Linked DNA regions of Homo sapiens: region 1 is linked to region 2. A link is a contact called in ENCODE Hi-C data. All regions are on one chromosome and are shown on one strand. Each heading gives the region's core, a stretch centred on a gene start or an enhancer-like site at or near the end of the contact. The rest is flanking DNA. Distances are from core to core; before and after follow the strand shown.

The links. Hi-C counts contacts between places; a loop is a spot of excess contacts on that map. Pooled maps may share reads with other maps.
Region 1: a map of CD8-positive, alpha-beta T cell shows a loop between it and region 2 (20-fold over the local background). The contact joins the promoter of ALG10 here to the promoter of ERGIC2 in region 2. A Hi-C loop is called at or near these places in 5 of 168 maps with a recorded cell type or tissue (B cell, CD4-positive, alpha-beta T cell, CD4-positive, alpha-beta memory T cell and 1 more), 3 of 37 single-sample maps with no recorded cell type and 16 of 50 pooled maps.

Annotation. Positions count from the first base shown.
Region 1 is chr12:34,019,838-34,025,792 of GRCh38, forward strand. ALG10 (ALG10 alpha-1,2-glucosyltransferase) reads left to right here and starts at 2,659. Exons shown (of 3, transcript NM_032834.4): 1 at 2,659-2,933; 2 at 4,125-4,322. The coding sequence starts at 2,763. RefSeq lists silencers at 2,416-2,565, 2,479-2,665.
Region 2 is chr12:29,379,548-29,385,981 of GRCh38, forward strand. It overlaps ERGIC2 (ERGIC and golgi 2), which reads right to left and starts at 1,625. Exons shown (of 14, transcript NM_016570.3): 1 at 1,568-1,625. RefSeq lists an enhancer at 1,188-1,357.

The DNA.
Region 1 (5,955 bases), core at 1,409-3,908, 4.6 Mb after region 2:
TTCATCAAATTAGGAATGTCTTAATTGATCAAAGTAAGCTAGGTTATACAGGAGAAATAAAGTCAAAATCTTAATGGCTTATAAACAAAAAAGATTTATTTCTTGCTAAAACAACCTATCCTTAGAACCCCAACAGAAATTGCCCATTTTTCTGCCATAACTTACTTATCATAATTCAAGTAGCACAAATAAATAGTTGATGTGCAATGACAATGGGATTGCTCATCCTAATGACTCTTTTTCACAAACATCTATGGAAAATGGCAGTTGGAATTCTGAATGGAAAATGTAAGTTGAAATTAATGCTGATCTAGTTTTAAATGATAGGTCTAATAATATGTAATCTATTTCATTAAAACCCCAGAGGTAGCTATTTTAATAGGTCTTGATTTAGGAGCAGAGCTTTGGAAAGCATTTCAAGATTATCAAAGATGTTGTAATCTAAGAGTAGAAAAGTGACAACAGCTTCATCGATTTGCAGATAGTAAAAATAACTAACAAACGAGTGAAGTACTCTACAAAGAACTCTACTGGGCCCATGGAGCTTCTTAGCATTCTCAGGTAATATGTTTTACATCAATCGTTTCCAAATATGAAGATTATTATTCAGTGATTTGAGATGGCTCTCTACAATCTAGTTTTTCACAATGTTCCCCCAGCAGATTTTGATGTAATTAGTCTGTAACATGAACATTTTTTTAAAAGATGAAACTTGTATTTCAACTTGGTGTATGGAAACAGAGGAGAGTGGAATGTAAATGTAAAGTTATTGGGACTAGTGAAACATTCAGTTCAGTATACATTGTAGATTATTTTAACCTATAAGGCTATGAAGTTATTTTATTACTCTTGGTCTGATTTTCTAATTCCTACACTTGGTTCTGACACTAATTTTTTATGTAATTTTAGGTAAATCATTCATTTTTTTAAAACCAACTTCTTTTATAACATGAAGTCAAGTAGATTATTAATAAAGATCCCTACCCATTCTAGAACCCCATATTTCCTTGAAACTTTCCATTTTATGTAAAGGGATGTGTGCAGCATGTATAGGAGTCAAATGTTTAACATAAACTATTGGTGGCAATTGTTATGAAGAAAAATGGAGAGCATAAATGTCTAGTCTTGTTCTACTCCCTTTAAAAACGACCCACTATTTCTAGGGTGGGTCAGTAAGCTGCAGAGTATATATAACACGATTTAGCAGGTCAACAGGTCAGGAGCTAATTACTTGTAGATCACATCAACCTCTTGAAGACTGAATCATCTGGAGATGTGTTACAAGTGACTTAAACAGATAAGTACAGCATGGACTCAACAATAAAATGGGAGATAATGGTTAAAACAAAGCTAAGCATCACATCAGAGTAGGATCCTCACATGACTTTATTCCAGTAATGTAAATGTTCCCATCCCAGCCCTCATTCACCACTACTTCCTCTTATCATTGAGGAAACAGGCAGAGACAGAATGGAAAGGCAGTCAGCTTAATTTAAGAAACTTTCTTAAGTTTAGAAATACTGAATTAGTTTTAACCCAGAAAAAGAGCTCAATTGAGAACTCTGAGGTTTGCAACCTTAAATCCCGCCTAAATTCTGATATATTCCTGCCAAAGGCAACCTGATTGAGGTTACCTGAGAAATAGTTTTTCTACAAAACATGGCCAACCATGCTCAAGACAAAATTACAACACATAATTTATCTTCGGCATTCTTCAAATTATTTACCTCATCTCCTGCCCCCAGCACCTAATCCCAGAATACAGGAATTTGATGATGTCTACACAGCCTATAAAAGTCCACAAATTTAAGTGCCTACTGTGTGAAAGCCATTTTGGGGACTACAAACATAAAGGATGTATAATGCCACCCACTAAGATGTTCACGCTTATGATTTAGTAGGAAAAACAGAAGGCTGCCTTACAGATATTAACAACCAAATTTACAGGCACACCTAAAACATCCCGAATTCTAAAATATATATGTATTTTCCAAATCCTACAGGGTAATATGACTATGAAAGTGCACTAGGAATGTCAATTTAACTAAATCCTCTGAGAGCATCCACATTTTGAAAGAGTTCTCTTTTAACCTAAACAAACAAACGAACAAACACTCCTCTCACTGAAGTTCATTCGGCATTGACGGGTCTCTGGTTCTTCAAGTTTTCATCTAAAACTCTCAGTCTTTGCTATCACAACCAACGCACCCTTCCTACACTCCAAAGTTGATGGAATGAAATGTCTTGGAATTGAGGGTTTAATTAATTCGGATCACTGGAGAGAAATAACAGAAATAACGGGGGAAAAAATGTGTCCATTTTAGGGCTTGGAATTGGAAACGTGGGGAAACGTCGCCACCTTCTGGTAAGTGATGGAAGTGAGCAGGAAAAAAGATCCAAGCTAAGAAGCGGCTTTTTTTTTTTTTTTTTTTTTTTTTTTTTTCTAAGCAGCAAGCCACGCACCTCCCGCGCTGGCGAAATCCGAGACCCGCCCCTTCCGGAAGTTTTGACACTTTGTGCGCCCCGGGCAATGCGATTGAGAGGGTAATCATCCGGTCCGTTATCTAAACCCGTCACTCCGGGAAACAGCGACCCGATCTTTCCGGATCCGCGCTCTCCCAGCATCCTTTGCCTTCCGGTATGTGGCCCCGTCTGGCTAGTCCCGCCTAGCGCGCCCATTTCGAGCCCAAGTTTCCAGCTCGGGTTTCCAGGCTCAGAATTTTCCAGGAGTAGGTTCTTGGGCAGTGGCTGTGGGAGCTGGAATGGCGCAGCTGGAAGGTTACTATTTCTCGGCCGCCTTGAGCTGTACCTTTTTAGTATCCTGCCTCCTCTTCTCCGCCTTCAGCCGGGCGTTGCGAGAGCCCTACATGGACGAGATCTTCCACCTGCCTCAGGCGCAGCGCTACTGTGAGGGCCATTTCTCCCTTTCCCAGGTGGGGTCCCCAACCTGTCCCCACCCCAGGAGAGGCCTGAGAGGTCCCAGCGTCCCCACGTCCTCCCATCCTTAGACTTCACTCGTCCTGTTCCACCCCCTCAAGCCTCAGAACATGAAAGAAACTGGGTATAGTCTTTTGTTCCTGTCTCTGAGATCTGTGAAATATTTATTAAATGAATGAATAAACAGCAGATCTGTCCTCCAGGAAGGAGTGATCTGGGAGAATACTCAACGGGGAACTGAGCCCTCCTCTTGGCAGCTGACGATATCGATCCCACTTTGTCTTTCCTTGTTTTAGGATTAAAGGCATTCGGGTGCTCCTTGGAAATACCAGAAAACTTTCCTTTAGCTCACCTGTCAAGCACCTCACTGTGCATTTTAGGGGTGGGATAGGGTGGACTGGAGGGATCTTCAGCTACCAAAAAGTGACAATTTATAATCACAAATTCCTTCCCTGGGTATTTTTAGTGAACTGTTAACTGGATAAACTGGCAACCAGTCAAGTCACATCATTTTTGAGTATATATTTGACTGTGCAAGTATGTACATATAAATATCAAAATAAGCATCCCCTGCTTCTCTGGTGACACAATATAGGGTACTGGCTAGAAATATAAAGTCTGTTTTAGAGAAAGATCTGATCTTAAATCTTGGTGCTGTGATTTACTAGTTTTGTGATCTTGGAGATGTTCTGAGTTTCAGAAATTCAGGTTACTCATCTGCAAAATGACAATAATCTTTACTATAGGGCATATTGTAACGTTAATACAGAGGGTTTGGCAACAATTTCTGTCTCAGTTTATGTTAGCTGTCATCATGGAGCCTGTGGTCCAAATGTTTTCCTAAACTTAAGAGTCCCAAACAATGTTTCCATGCTTTTAAAAACTGGAACATTTGCAGTTTATTTATCAAAATAAAGGCTTTTAAAGAACATTTCTTGGAAAATAGAAATAGATTTTAAGTTGTTGTTGTTTATTGGTTGCTGCTACCTGAACCATCACTAAGCTGGTCCGGGGGCAAAAAATAAGAAAAACGAATCCTGTTCTGCCAAGGACTTACTTAATCTTGTCATAGAATAACTTCTCAAAATTTCTGATTGTTGCTGGAGATGAGACTTGGGCTTGACATATTTGTGCCTGTCTTGTTCCTATTACCTCTTGCTTTTACTTCATTTTCTTTCATTTTAAAGTGGGATCCCATGATTACTACATTACCTGGCTTGTACCTGGTGTCAATTGGAGTGATCAAACCTGCCATTTGGATCTTTGGATGGTCTGAACATGTTGTCTGCTCCATTGGGATGCTCAGATTTGTTAATCTTCTCTTCAGTGTTGGCAACTTCTATTTACTATATTTGCTTTTCTGCAAGGTACAACCCAGAAACAAGGTATGTTTCAAAATACTTAATTACAAGTTTATGTGTAGTCAGGTCCACAATTACAATGAATTAGTTTTATGAGATTTGGTGAAAAATGTCTTTAACACTTTGTAACTTTGTATTTTTGTATATTATGTAAAGGTAAATTTAAATCCTCCATCTCCATTTTAGAATAAATTCGTATTTAAATACTTGAATAACTTATTTGTAAAATCTGAAGTAAATATTTGTTAAGTGAGTCAAACCAGTTCAATAAATACTTACTGAACTTATTCCATGTGCTAGGGACTGGGACTACAGAGATAAATGAGGCAGTCTTTTTCTTGTAAAACGTATATATTCATTAGGGAAAACAGACTTTACCTGAGGACTTTTGATGTGATAACAGTGCAGGCCCTGGAGGTAGATTGCCTGGGTTAGAATTCTCTCCCTGCCACTTAACCAGTTTTGTTACCATGGACAGGTTAACCCTTAGTGGCTCCATGTCTTCATGTATTAAATAAGAATAACAATAGAATCTGCCTTATAGAACTGTTATAAAGGAACAAAGAAACTTAATAAATGGAAGATGCTTCGAACAGTGCCAGAGATATAGTAAGGGTTCAGTAAATATTAACTCTAATAATTATTTTTAACCTTAAGAGATGATTTCAGTAGTGTCAGTTATGATAGAGTGGTAAACATAAGATGCTATGAGGATACAGAGAAGGAGCAGGGGAACACTTACTGCTTTTCTGGGAGGGAGGGGAGTATGTGGCATTTGGTAAGTCCTCACAGAGAAGATGGTACCAGAGCTGAGTCTTGATGAACGGATAGGGCTGTGTAGGGTGGGGAATTAATCCTGGGGAGACAAACAACATAAGAAAAGGAAGAAAGGCATTGAACAACGAGTTGCAGGGAATTGGTCTTGGAATTACAGGATTAAAAAGTAGAGGGATGTAAGGCTAGAGAAGTAGGTCATGAATGCCCTTATGTGTCACAGAGAGGACTTTGAACTTTAGCATGTAATGTAAAGACCTTAATTTTAATCAAGGAAATGGCATGGTCTGATTTGGTGATTTAGATTAAGTGGAGTATACAATTCAAGAACATAAGAACACTTTCAAATTCTGAAACAGCATGTCAGAAAGGCCAAAAGAAGATATATAACTTTAGACAGGCTCACTTTTCAGAAAAATACCTGTTATTTCATCATGAAAATTTCATCTTGAAAAAGTAAGTCTGGGTATGGTAGTATACCATATGCATGTTTATATTCTCCCTTGTGTAGAGTTATGAAGGATTTCCTTAAAGGAAAGTGGTTCATTATGGCTAAGTGAATCCTTACTGAAGGCACTAAAACATAAGCTCAGGGAAATGGAGCCAGCACCGTGTCCTATTTATCTCCATAGTCCACATAGAACTTAGTTAGTATCTTGCACTCAATAACTCCTTAACTAATCATTGCCTGATTCCAATTGTGTTAAGCTATAGAAGATTTGGCATACACATGGTCTCCAAACTGATAGGTATACATAAAAAGTACCAGGAAGTGTTCTTATAAATGTATATTGTGTTTTTGCAAAGCCAGAGATAAGATTAATATTGATTAATTTTATTTAAAGAAGGTTTGAGTAGTTGAGTAGTTTTTAAATAAATTTCT
Region 2 (6,434 bases), core at 375-2,874:
ATTTGTAACTACAGATGTTAGAAAATGAAAATAAAAAATAACAAGAGCTAACATGCATTGAGTGTTTACTGTGTGCCAGGTATTGTTCTAAATGCTTTGTATGTTTCAACACATTCAATCCTCACAACCTTCCTATGAGTTAAGTATCATTATTTCATTTGGCCGATGAAGGAACTAAGGCACAGAGAGGTTAAATAATTTGACCACTATGACATTAAGAGGCAGAATTACAATAAATATTGGGAAACTATTAAATAGGATTTTTAGCAGGCACTGACTGCCTAAAAGTAACTTCTGGTAAAGAAAAAAAAAATAGCCATTTCTTTCACTTAAATCATCAATCCCCAAAGAAAGAAAATGTGTGGGTGGTTGTTGTTGTTTCCCTAACTCTCGTTGTTCCAGACTAGGCCTGATTTCCTTTGAGAGATCTTTCAAACTTGATATATTTTTATGATTTGTACCAGGAAGCCATTATAACACGCAACTGTATACTAAAGTTCACCATCATTTAAAAAAAAAAAAAAAATCCTCCTCTCTCTATCCATCCCTGCACCGCCAACCCCCACCCTCCCAAAAAATCAGAATTTTTTTCCTCATGTTTTCCACTAGAACTGGCATAATTACAACAACTTAAAGATATCAACAAACAAATTAGGTAAATAACCATGTCTTTTTTCAGTGAACAAGCCAGGCTCATTCTTTATAATTGCTGTATACTGGAGTCCAATGTATCAGGCTAGGCAATTAACTGAAATACTGAATTACAACTTCAAATGAATAAATCCTGTTTTTAACTGTAACTTTCATTGCTTCTGAAAACCAGTCTGGCAACATTTTAACAGCTATTATGCCACTTTGTCTTTAAGTCTCGGGGGCACTAAAATATAAAAGTTATTTAAACGTGTTTTCTCAAACAATGACCTGTCAACTCTATATACTACAGATAAACAAGGCTATTCTCCACCACGAGTTGACACGTTGCCTTCGGAAGGTTTCCTGCGCCGAGGAAAAGTAGTGACAGTCGAACCTGTCTCTCAGCATCTCGCCCTCCCCCGCCCCCTTCTCATTTTCCGAAGCACTGTGCGAAACTCCTTCCGGGCAAGGCCAAGACTCTTAAAGAGACAGAGGGCAACGTGCTGCCACGAATGTGGCATTTGTCTGAATGGGGGTAGGGAGTCTGACATCCGGGAGGACTGGGACTCGACCGATTGGGATCCTACTCGCCTGCGGACTGGAGAAACCACCTGGGAACCGGGCACTGTGACAAGCAAAGGGTCAGAATCAGGTGCGATCGAGGAAGCACCTGAACTCCTTCGAGTTGCAGGATAGCACACAAGCACCCGGACCTGGCAAAGGGAAGCTCCCAGTAGCATCGTTGCCTAGGGTCCTGCCAGTAACGCCCCCGTGGGAGGTGGAGCGGCTTCTCCGTCCGACCGGCTCTCTAGAGATCAATGAAGACAGGAAGCCAAGCCCATGACAGGCTCCCAGTTCCCTCAATTGCATTTACGCCCTAAACAGCCCTGGAACAACCGAGGGAACAGCACCCAGCGGTGTTTCAGTATTTTACCTTGTGTTATGGTCCCAGCCTACCGCCATGTTTCACAGAAGCCCGGGTCGCCGGGGCTCCCGCGTACCCGGAAATATCGCGAGAACAAAAGCGACTATCACAGCTGAAAACGTCAGAAAAGAGACAATGTACAGATCTCGCGATATTCCCTTTGCTTACGACGTGCTTAGGGAATGAAGAGGCGTGGTTAAGATAAAAGAGGCGTGCCTACAGGGAAATGAGGTTGCAACTTGTTTTAGGTGTAATCGCGCCGCCAGTCCGGTTCTGTTTCTATGGGAAGGGAGGGGTTACTTTCCGACTAACACTGAGACTGCAGAACGAATCTCAGCTCCTCACACCGTATTTCATTACTAATAAGAGCCTTGGGCGCAGAAATTATCCCTAACAACCCTAATGCATATCACCTGTGCAATTGTTTTGTTTCCCTCTTTCAGTTTTTGTGTCGTTTTCCCCTGACAAGAACATTTGAGCTTCCTTTTCCGCCATAGGTAACGCTTTTTATTATTTGATCAGCGTTTTTATTGTCTTCCAGGTTTTAATATCATAAGAAAGCACATATGTCTTCCTCATCTCCCTTCGCCAACACCAACTATGCCTTCAAATATTTGTTAAGAAAGAAAATTAATACCTCATCTTTTTCTACCACTTCATAGAACAGGAGTTAATAGACGGAACTTCGGAAAGAAAAGTTAAATGTGAACTCCTGGAGAGTAAACCCATTCCAGGTTCCTTTTCACCCATCTGTTACCAGATTTTATAATCAAACATTGAGATTTAAATTTTCTGATTCATTGACCTAGAAGTCTAACAACGGCATAATTATGACAACTGCTTATAATTACTGTTTAAAGGCTTTAACTGCTTTTTTAAAAAATCTGCGTATCCTCACAACACTCTTAGAAGATAATACCAGTATTTACCTGTTTTATAAATACGGAATTTGAGTCAAGGGGTAGTGAAGTGATTTACCCAAATTCAGACCGCTGGGAGAGTCAGGGAAATCTTGATCACAATACTAAACTGTGCCTCAAAGGAAAAAAATCACATTGTTTTATGTAGTGAATTAACCTTTACTGAAATACTAAATTTCACTAAATTGAATATCCCCCAAAATAAGGACTGATGAAAAGTTTCCAATGAATCAATTTTATTTTCAGACTTTCAGAGTTAGTCTAATTAAATCAATTTAAAGTTCTCACTTTCTTGACATGCTTAAGAAGTATAGTGTAGTGGGTGAAATCATAGACACTGGAGACAGGACTTCCTGGGTTAGAATTCCAGATCAGCAACTTACTAGCATGTAACCTTGACCACATTATTTCATCTCTTTGTGTCTCCATTTGCTCATCTGTAAAATGGGCATGATAATATCTCAGAGTTGTTACGAGGATTAAGTAAATTAATATACATCTAAAATGCCTTTTTTTAATCTTTGCCGTAAAGGCATCAGCAACTCTTCCTTCTTTGTGAATATGGGCTCTTGCTTGGATGGAGGCTGGCTGTTGTTCACTTAGTTACATCTGATCCCTCATCTCCTGGATAACCTACTTTCAGGGTAACAACTATCCCATGAGAGTTGGATTTCCCAGTGTAGCAAAACTGACTAATTTGATCCTTCTTATTTAGAAAACAACTCACCATTTTCTAATCTACCCAGTGAAGAGGGAACTTAATTTCCCCTGAAGATTGAAACTCTCGGGCTGCAGCTAAAGCCGCATTCTTTTCATTAAAGGCCAGGGTTTGATCTAACAGTAGCACGACATCTCTGCAAGCGAGGTCAAAGGTTTGCCCTAGACCCTGTAGGACATCTATGTACCTATCAGGATCATCTTTAAAAAGAGATAGATACTTAATCTTGTGTTATCAGTGGCGTTATGTCTGAAAAACAATTTGCTTTAAAAAGTCCATTATGTATTACCCGCATAAGATAGGTTTTAGACTGAGATTAATAATTGTTCCATAACAACCTGTATTTAGTAAAGATGATCAAAAGGTGTTTTTGTGCCATTTTTTTCTTTCTCTAGTTCGATTGAATAATTCATGGGCTTTTTTCTAATTCTCCTTAGTCCTTCTAGAACACAGGTCAACAGATGTTTATGACTTCAGTCCCCATGATCTGAGTCAAGGTCCCAGTGGGGATCCATACTGGGGATGGCTTGCTGACCAGTCGGGAATTTGTCCCTTTCTTCGGCTGTCATTCTGTCATTTACTTGACTAAGATACCAGGTATCTCCAAACTCTTGGGCTGCAGCTAAAGCCGCATTCTTTTCATTAAACGCCAGGGTTTGATCTAACAGTAGCATGACATCTCTCCAAGTGAGGTCAAAGGTTTGCCTAGACCCTGTAGGACATCTGTGTACCTATCAGGATCATCTGAAAACTTCCCCAGGTCTGCCTTGATCTGCTTTAAATCAGAGAGGGAGAAGGGGACATGTACCCGGGTTGGGCCAAATACCCCTCCCGCTATAGCTTGAAGGGGACATAACCAATAGCCCGGGGTTTTTTGTGGTCCTTTGGAGATTTCCTTGCTTGTTTCCTTCTGGCCAGGGGAGATTAGAGGAGGATTATCATTAATAGGAAGGGGAGCTATAGGGAGGCTAGGATATGGGGATAAGCTGAGAGATCCTCCTGTGGGATATAAATTGTAAGCTTTGCATAGTTGTGTATTCTCCCTCAATGAAAATAAAGCTTGGACATGAGGTATTTCACTCCATTTGCCTTCCCTCTTACAGAAAAGATCAAGCTGCAGGATAGTATTGTAATTTGTACTTCCCTCAGGTGGCCATTTTTCCCCATCAGAGAGAGAATATTGGGGCCAAGCCGTAGTGCAGAAAAAAATGAGCCGCCTCTTTTTCAGGGTTTGTGGGTCAAATTGGTCCCAATGGCTTAGGATGCATTTCAAGGGTGAGCCTGTTGATGCCTGAGTGTTTCCCATCTGAAAGACAAAACTGCCGCGTTTTGGTTTATTTTGTTTCTCCCCCTGCCCAAGAACCTACAACGGTCCCTGGACCCTGCTGATCAGAATAGTTGCGCTCACCAACACAGCAGCAGAAACAACCCCTGCCCAAGAACCCGCAACAGTCCCTGGACCCTGCTGATCGGAATAGTTGCGCTCACCAACGCAGCAGCAGAAACACTAGTTTTCCTCCCAGACCACATGGAGGACCAAGGAAAGTCAGATTTAGCGGTCCTTACCGACGCATTCTCGAAAACCTGCACCCTTGCCTGTCCTCCTAGGCCACAAGGGGGACCAACTGAGAAAAATCGATTTAGTGGCCCTTACCGACGCATTCTCGAAAAGCTGTTAGAGTCCTAAGCATTCTCCTGTTAGTACTGGGACTTTACCCCTGTCCTATAAAGATGTTATGCCCCAAAAATGAAGTGGAGGGCCATACCCTGAGGGAGGGAAGGGATCTCCAGGTTTGGAAGAGTGACACCTTTTGTCCTCACTTATATGAATAGGAAGGATATAATTTCTGAGGCTCCCCATATCCTAGCTTCAGGAATAGCTTTTGTTAGGCCTGTTAGTCTGAGGAGGGATCCTAAAATTCCAGGTAGTCCCCACTACGATGGGGCTTTGGGCAAAAATTATGTCTTTCTGATTGGTGAGCCCGGGTGCCTAAAGAAGGTAACAGAGTCCTGGAGTTTATACTAGAAATCATTCTTATAGGAGAAACTAGAAAAGCACCAGAGACGGTAGCAATTTTTAGAAGCGGGACTAACCTCAGAGAAGAGAGGCAAGAGGAAGTTTGTCTGACAGGCATTAGGACCCAGGGGGCAAGGGTCAGGATAGATAGGATAGATGGGCGAGTCTCGCTTGGGCGACATGCTTTTGAGAGTTCTGCTCATGGCCGCAGGGTCAACCAACTTGTTGTCGGGACCCCAGAGCTGCATGGCTTTCCTCTCTGTCGACCCTCGGCTCAGCCCAGAAGTACTGGAAAAGCAGAAGCTGGTTCTAGGGAAAACAATGGTCCCAACTCCGAAGAGTCGGGGGTTGTTATAGAGCCCTTTCCCAGAAAACCTGACACCCGTGTCTTTAGTCCGGTGGCCACGCTAGTCGCTTTTAACTGGCCAACAGGTGCCCGGTATTTAGCCCCCAAATTCTAAGGAAAGATAGGACAGAATAGCAAGCTAAAGGGGTCCGATGGTACTCACTGCTTGGCAATAGGTGATTGTCTCACCGCTCAGCAATAGGCGATGGTCTTACTGCTTGGTGATTGGCGAAGGTCCCATCTGGGTCGCCAAAATGTGTCTGGAATTGGTGGGTTCTTGGTCTCACTGACGTCAAGAATGAAGCCGCGGACCCTCGCCGTGACTGTTACAGTTCTTAAAGGCGGCATGTCCGGAGTTTGTTCCTTCTGATGTTCAGATGTGTTCGGAGTTTCTTCCTTCTGGTGGGTTCATGGTCTCGCTGGCTCGGGAGTGAAGCTGCAGACCTTTGCGGTGAGTGTTACAGCTCTTAAAGGCAGTGTGGACCCAAAGAGTGAGCAGTAGCAAGATTTATTGCAAAGAGCGAAAGAACAAAGCTTCCACAGTGTGGAAGGGGACCCGAGCAGGTTGCCACTGCTGGCTCAGGCAGCCTGCTTTTATTCTCTTATAAGTCCCCACCTACATCCTGCTGATTAGTAGAGCCAAGTGGTCTGTTTTGACAGGGCACTGATTGGTGCACCTACAATCCCTGAGCTAGACACAAAGGTTCTCCACATCCCCACCAGATTAGCTAGATACAGAGTGTCCACACAAAGGTTCTCCAAGGCCCCACCAGAGTAGCTAGATGCAGAGTGTCGATTGGTGCATTCGCAAACTCTGAGCTAGACACGGTGCTGATTGGTGTGTTTACAAACCTTGAGCTAGATACAGAGTGCCG